Regions from separate parts of the Homo sapiens genome. Here region 2 is linked to region 1. A link is a loop called in an ENCODE intact Hi-C map of the cell type or tissue named here. Cell type or tissue: endothelial cell of umbilical vein. All regions are shown on one strand.

What was found. Hi-C counts contacts between places; a loop is a spot of excess contacts. Peaks named below come from ENCODE experiments on the same cell type or tissue, not always from the same donor. Only the 100,000 strongest peaks of a DNase experiment are listed, where the experiment ranks them.
Region 2: a loop joins it to region 1, with 14 times the contacts of the local background. A loop is called at or near these places in 11 of 110 quality-filtered maps.

The regions. Positions count from the first base shown.
Region 1 is chr22:24,704,745-24,708,744 of GRCh38, forward strand. It overlaps LOC105372962 (a long non-coding RNA gene), which reads right to left and starts at 3,002. Exons shown (of 3, transcript XR_938084.3): 1 at 2,850-3,002; 2 at 2,548-2,710. In endothelial cell of umbilical vein, a CTCF peak has its summit at 1,526; no DNase peak of the experiment used is centred here; H3K27me3 peaks cover 712 bases.
Region 2 is chr22:24,756,555-24,760,554 of GRCh38, forward strand. It overlaps PIWIL3 (piwi like RNA-mediated gene silencing 3), which reads right to left. Exons shown (of 21, transcript NM_001255975.1): 3 at 3,315-3,435; 4 at 1,354-1,485; 5 at 1-151. Among named protein-coding and RNA genes, the nearest start is that of PIWIL3, 16 kb to the right of the region's middle. In endothelial cell of umbilical vein, a CTCF peak has its summit at 1,828 (motif pointing left); a DNase peak (open chromatin) is centred at 1,807.

The DNA.
Region 1 (4,000 bases):
TCACGCCATTCTCCTGCCTCAGCCTCCCGAGTAGCTGGGACTACAGGCACCTGCCACCACGCCTGGCTAATTTTTTGTATTTTTAGTAGAGACAGGGTTTCACCGTGTTAGCCAGGATGGTCTGGATCTTCTGACCTCATGATCCGCCCACCTCGGCCTCCCAAAGTGCTGGGATTGCAGGCATGAGCCACCAAGCCCAGCTGGCAATTGAAAAATTCTTAGCCCCAGGAGAAAGAAGTACAGGTGCTGAGGACAGGCCCTCTCCCAGACAGTTTGTTTATAAGCTGAGGCTGCCATTCATGTTTGACACTGTCTTGTCCGGAAACGGTATGTATCACATTACGTATATTGCCAGATTTTCATACATGAACCAATTTGAAATGAAATAAAACAACAAAGCATCATGTCTATTTTGGACAAAAACAGGCAATCTTTCCTTACTGTGACTCTTCCTCCAGCAGCCTCTCAGGGAGGCCAGGAGGACAGAGTGTCTGGCTGGCAGTGTATTGGCAGTGTTGCTTATGGATGACTCGGGGCCCTAGCTTGAGATGGACGCAGCACTGGCGTGCACAGGTGTGGTAGGTTTGCCGCATGGGCTCAGCTGCTGCTGGGCCATCCTCCTGGGTGGGAGAGGCTTGGAAAAGAGGAGCAGGACTGGGATGAGGTTCAGAGTCCTCAGCTGTGGAGCTAGAGGCCACCTAAACCAACAGGAAATGGGCCAGGCATGGTGGCTCAAGCCTGTAATCCCAGCACTTTGGGAGACCGAGGCGGGCAGATCACGAGGTCAGGAGATCGAGACCATCCTGGCTAACACGGTGAAACCCCGTCTCTACTAAAAATACAAAAAATTAGCCGGGCGTGGTGGCGGGTGCCTGTAGTCCCAGGTACTAGGGAGGCTGAGGCAGGAGAATGGTGTGAACCCGGGAGGCGAAGCTTGCAGTGAGCTGAGATCGCGCCACTGCACTCCAGCCTGGGCGACAGAGCGAGACTCCACCTCAAAAAAAAAAAAATCGACAGGAAATGCTCAGTCTCCCCTGTGCCCAACTCTACACTGTGATGCAACAAGAGCGTCCCTCACCTCTCCCGCCACGTTGAACTTGCCGCTGAATTGCCACTATCTCCCTGACCTCTCCCTAGACCACCTCAGCCTCCAGGGACCTACATATGCCGCCGGTGCATTTCTCCTTTGTCACATAAGGTTTTGTGATTGACGAAAAGCAATCTTACTTTGGGAGCCTGGGTCTATACAAAATATTGTATTATATTTATTCACTAAGCCTATTTCTTAAAGATAATCAGTTACAGATATTTTGAAAATACAACGTCAGGTCACTTAAAAATACCCGCTGTTTCCCATGTGGTAGGTCTGCTCGCAGGCTTGCATTTCTATCCCACGTCTGTGCTCCTTGGTCAGAGGCGCTCCTGCTCACACAGGCAGGAAGGGCGGCTCCTCATAGAGGGAGGTGTGGGCCGGGAGCTGATGCTCTAACTCTGCTGCACCAGGGAGCTTCAACGAGGCTGACAGGCCTCACTGACCACCAGGGGTCCTGCTGGTTCTAATTCATCAGTGTCCATGGGTAGCTCACAGAATTTGAGTATTTCTGAGGATTTTTTCCTGGCTTTATTGAGGCATAATTGAAAAATTTTAAAATGTGTATATATAAAGTGTACAATGTGAAGTTTTGATATATGCAAACTATGAAATGACCACCATCAAGCTAATGAACGTATCCATCGCTTCACATTGTTGCCATTTGTGTGTGTGGTGAGGATATTCGAGGTGCACTTTCTCATAGATCTCGAGCGTGCAATTAATCACTATGAACTACGGTCACCATGCTGCGTGTCAGGTCTCCAGAACGTACTCATCGCATCACTGAAACTTTGTGCCCTTTCACCGTCTTCCCCATCTTTTTCATTCTCCGACACCACCCTTCTACTCTGTTTCCATGACTTGGACATTTTAGGCTAATGGCTGGGCAAAAATCTGTGGTATGTACACAGAGAGATGACATCAGCTATGTGAGCACGGGGGCCGCCTTTTAACCATGAGTGGTGTCTTGGAACTCCGTATGCCCAGGTACTTCCAGGCATATACATGGGGGTGGGTCACCCCTGCACTGCGACCAGTGAGCCTGCCGCTGAGTGATGAATGCCACCCAGTAGTCTTGAGCTTCCACATGCCCCGCCCCCCACCACTCACCCTGCAGCTCTCTCACAGAGAAGCTCAGGAGCCTGGGTCATTCTCTGTACCTCATTTTCCGAGGCGTGGGGCTGGAAAGCCCGTGGGCAAGGCTGTGGTGAGCCATGAATGCGTCAATGTGTGGAAAGCCCACAGCGGCGGTGGGGTTCCCTTGGAGAATGTAGATGAGGCACCTGTGCTGTGTAGGTGGGACACATCCCCTGAGGAGACACACTCCCACACACATTCACAGTCACACCACACGACACCCACGCAGACCCCCCAGAGCCCCATGCACAAAAACCCACCCACCTAGAGGGACATGGCTGCTCCAGGGACTGTACGATGAGGCCACGGTTCTTTACCTGCAAAAACCGCTCCTTCCACCACCCCTGCCTGGTGGCCAGCAGGAAGCTGGAGTCAGATCTCCAGACTGAAGCCAGCAGGAAAGCCCCGCCTTTCTTTTCATCTGGATTTTTCAGCAGCAAGTCAGTGATTGCAGAATACAGACTCCTTTCCTGAGGCCACCTACAATTACAGGAGAGAAGAGACCATGAAGACCAAGTCACGTACGTGGTGTTTCTCAGGCCTTTTGTTCCCCCTGTGAACACAGAATCCCAGATGGAAAGCAGTGGTCAAAGGCTCCAGAAGCCAGCACAGACGACACCTTGTGGGAGGTGCAGGCTCTCCCTGGCAGACGCGTCTCTCTAGTTCACTGTGGCTGCCAATCACAAAACTCTTAATCCAGAGAGAACTTGCTGCTGAGCAAAACTTCCCCTTTCACACAGCTTGAAGCCTGATGTTGCCCCTCCTGACTGTCCTCTCTAACCAGTGTCTTCTGCAAGAGTCGGCCAGAGTCAGTGCAGGCTGCTAGAACAATACTGGCTGGGCGTGGTGGCTCCTGGCTCTTATCCCAGCACTTCGGGAGGCTGAGGCAGGTGGATCACCTGAGGTCAGGTGTTTGAGACCAGCCTGGTGAACATGGTGAAACCCCGACCCTTCTAAAAATACAAAAATTAAGCCAGGCATGGTGGCTGGCGCCTGTAATCCCAGCATTTTGGGAGGCTGAGGCGGGCAGATCGCTTGAGCCCAGGAGTTGGAGACCAGCCTGGGCAACACGGCAAAACCCATCTCTAGTTTTTTTTAAAAAAGGAAAAAAAATCAAAGAGGAGAAAACACTTCCTAACTCATTATATAAGGCCCTCCTTACCCTGATGCCAAAAGAGACAAAGACTCTACAAGAACATAAAACTACAGTATCCTTTATCAATATTAATGCAAAAATCAACGAAATACTAGCAAACCTTATACCATAATGAATGGATTATATACCAGGAGCACATGGAATTTTTTCTCAGAGTGGAAGGATCGTTCAACATAGGAAAATCAGTCAAAGTAATACACCACATTAATAGAATGAAGGAGAGAAAAGCACATGGTAGAGAAAAAGCTTTGACAAAATTCAACTCATTTTTGATAAAAACAAGGAATGGCCGAAAACTCCCTTAACATAAGACATAGATGAGAAACCCACAGCTAACACCATACTCAATGCTGAAAAACTCAAAGCTTTTCCCCTAAGGCTATGAACTAGACAATGATATCGGCTTTCATGACCTTAATAAATTATTGTGGTAAGAAAACCCATGAGACATACCCTCTTAACTACTTTTTGTTTTCGTGGGGGTATTTTTTGTTTTTTGTTTTTTGTTTTGTTTTTTGTTTTGAGACAGAATCTCACTTTGTTGCCCAGACTGGAGTGCAGTGGTGCGATATCAGTTCACCACAACCTCTGCCTTCGGGTTCAAGCAATTCTCC
Region 2 (4,000 bases), 52 kb after region 1:
TTCCTTCTATGTTGATCAAGTAAAATTGTACGGAGATTTCCATCTTCTATGTCTGGTTTGTAGTCAACGTTGTATTTATATGCAACCCACTGAGGACGAGATATCACTCGGAAGTGGTTGGCGAGTAGCTGTACCACTGTACCCTCTGAACCTGAAAAATGGAGCCACATGACAATAAAGAAACAGACTGATTGGGCCCAAAACAAACAGTTTGGACACTACAATATTAAAAGCCAAAGTTAGGGCTGGGCACGGTGGCTCACGCCTCTAATCCCAGCACTCTGGGAGGCCAAGGCGGGTGGATCACCTGACATCAGGAGTTCCAGACCTGCCTGGCCAACATGGTGACCCCATATCTACTAAAAATACAAAAAGTTAGCTGGGCACAGTGGCAGGTGCCTATAATCCCAGCTACTCGGAAGGCTGAGACAGGAGAATCACTTGAACCCAGGAGGCAGAGGTTGCAGTGAGCTGAGATCATACTATTGCCCTCCAGCCTGGACAACAAGAGCTAAACTCCGTCTCAAAAAAAAAAAAAAAAAAAAAAAGAAAAGAAAAGAAAAGCCAAAGTTAGGTCAGACAAGGAGATAAATGACATTTGTAATGCACCTGATGTCCAGAATGCCTATCAATTCAATGAGCCCTTATGCAAGCATACATTTAGGAAGTTTAAGATACTGAATAGATTGAAAATTAGAACATTTGTGGTTTCCAAAAGGAGAGAAAGCGCCACCCTATGTAATAATATTTAATTTTAAAAAAAGTCTCACTGCAGGCCAGGGCACAGTGGCTCACACCTATAATCCCAGCCCTTTGGGAGGCCCAGGTGGGAGGATGGTTTGGGCCAGGAGTTCCAGACCAGCTTGGGCAAGGTGGGAGGCACCTCTACTTACAGTGATGACAGAAGCTTTCCAGAATCTATTAAAGTTTTTATCGAAAGTTTAAAATGGGCCAGGTGTGGTAGCTCATTCCTGTAATCTCAGCAGTTTGGAAGGCCCAGGTGTAAGGATGGCTTGGGCCAGTTCTAGACCAGCAAGACCGTGTCTCTACAAAATTTACATACACACACACACACACACACACATATATAAAATATGTATATATTACACACACACACACACACACACACACACACACACACACACATTCGGGCATGGTGGTGCCCACCTGTAGTCCCAGCTACTTGAGCTGGGATCAGCTCAGGATCAGCTGAGCCCAGGAGTTTGAGGCTAAAGTGAGCATCACTGTACTCCAGCCTGGGCGACAGAGCAGGACCTTGTCTCTCAATGAAAAAAAAAAAAAAAAAGTTAAAAACGAACAGCTCCATAAACATTGAGTTCTAGACCAACATACCTGTTTTTGAGTCTTTAACATGCTTCATATCTTGCCTGGTGTTCACCACCAGGTCTTGAAAAACTCCACCAATCCTTCTCTCCTGCAAGGGCGCTGTATGCAACCCAGCCTCAGGTCCAGGTTCCTTCACCCCTGCATAAATGTAAACGCCAGAAGTTTAAACAATAAAAAGGGAAGAATAGAAAAGACAGCATTAACACCCAGCATAAGTTTGTTAGAGGTAGAAAAGATGCCACCCAAGGTTCCAAAACACATTTCCGTGATATGTTGCCGCAAAAGCGTAACCTTACCCAGAAACCTTTCCCAAGGAGTCCCCAGTTCACATCCGTGGTTGCCTTGGCACTTTATTCATTCCTGCTACATATGTGCCCCATTTCTTTGGGTATTTGTTCATGGTACAAGATTCTAGAAACTTTGGTTCTGTCTTTAAGCCTATCTCCTGGCGCTATGCTGCCCCCTAGTGGGCATCATAAAATGCCAAATAAGCCAATCATTTAAAAAATCTATAAAACTGGCTTTTAATACAAAACTGATCTATCCTTTCTATTAAGAGCAACTAGGAAAGGATCACACTCACTATTTCAACTTACATTCTAAGGTTCATATCGATGTAGCTATTCTACAAAGTTAACATTTAAATGACAGCACAATGCGGTCTTTCAGTGACGAGAGGCATCCTGAAGGAATACGCACACGTTATTGTAAATCCCGTACACCTAAATGGCCAAGACGTCTGTGCCTTGGGTTACAATAATGGTTTGCCTCAAAATTTTACTTCTGGAGTCTAGTTTTTAGTTTATGATGATCTTACAAAGTAAGTGTCTCCATTTCTGTGACAGACTAACTACATTTTACACATAAAATTTGAAACAATTTTATCAAACTCCCAACTAGTTCCTGACACATCCAGCAATCAAATTCATCATATTAAAATGTCAGCAAAAGAAAACAGGTATCCTAGCTTGGCACCTTGGCACTCGCTACAAACCACATACTTTTATCTTTTCAGACGGAGTCTAACTGTCACCCAGGCTGCAGTGCAGTGGCACTGTCTCAGCTCACTGGAACCTCTGCCTCCTGGGTTCAAGTGATTCTCCTGCCTCAGCCTCCCTAGTAGCTGGGACTACAGGCGCATACCACCATGCCCAGCTAATTTGTATATTTTTGGTAAAGATGGGATTTTGCCATGTTGGCCAATCTGGTCTTGAACTTCTGGCCTCAAGTGATCCACCCACCCGGGCCTCCCAAAGTGCTGATGTGAGCCACTGCACCCAGTCCATGTAATTTACACATACTATTTAATAACAACCCTTCAGATAGGATCTGATTATTAAAAATGTGTTTTAATTTATTCAAATGTATAAGCTCATTTTATAGGTTCTGGATTTTGTAACCATTTGTTAATATTTATCTATAATACAATTCTTTTTTAGTGTTTCAAGTTTTGACTCATCACAAGCTATTTTGCTATAGAAAGCAAAGAGGAGAATCCAGACTGAAGTTGGATCACATTAGCCGAAACCTTAGCAAATGACAATATCTGAGCCTGTGTGCATGAGTGCTGTATAAACGAGGATAACCTGTCAGCCTGCAATGTAGGTAACAGGTTCAACCTGTTAATGCCACAATTTAAAGAGGAAAGAAAATGGTGTTCTTAGAATTCCATTAAGTTAACTTAGAGTTATCATCTGCAGATGTGTCATCTAAATTTGAAAAGCAATTATGTTGAACTGGCCAATAAACAGTGACCTCCATCTCCCTTCCACAAGTTAAGACACAAGGTGAAGAAAACACCATCAGATAATTCACTGCACAAAGAGAGACAGTTGCAAGCTGCACACACTTCCCATCCCACCAAACCTCACGGGAGTCCTGAGGCTATCTAGAACCTTCTACCGCTGTGGTAGCCCTTCACACATGAAGCATCCCCTGCCCCTCATGTCCTTCTTGCTTCCTTTCACCTTGAGACTGTGCTCCTCCTCCTGCTCCTCCTCTTGCTGCTCTTGGCTGCAGAGGTCTAACCACTGGGACTTCCTCCTGCAGCGGCCGGGGTGTCGACTGCAACTGAGGGGGCTCCTGGGTCTGCATGTTTTTGGAAATAGAAATAATGAGCAGTGCCCTACTGTGTTCATTCTCCCTCCAAATGGCACTCGCAGGGCACAAGGCAAAGGAACTTCCTCTGAAAAGCTCACATTCCAGTGACATAAACTAAGTTGTAATAAGCAACATACATAGCACCTTGTGTGGTAATTGCTAAGGAAAAAAACAAAAAAAGGACAAAACAAACCGAGGAGAATCAGGAATTACTGGGAAGGTAGGGTGTGAAGGGGCAGGTTTCACTAGCTGATGGGGGCAAAAGCGGGCCTCAGTGAGAAAGTGACACAGAACCCAAGACTTGGAGGTACTGAGTGAATTAGCAAAGTTACCCAAGCCAGCAGTGGAAGAAAAAGAGCAGAGTTCTGCAGTTGGGAACGTTCAAGGAAGAATGAGGCAGCCAGTGTGGCTGGAAGAAGAGGGTGAGAGATGTCAGTGAGATGAAGGGAAGGAGGTCATTTTAAGGAAATTGCTTCTGACTGATAAAATGAGAGCTGTGACAGAGGCCAGGTGCAGTGGCTCACGCCTGTAATCCCAGCACTTTGGGAGGCCG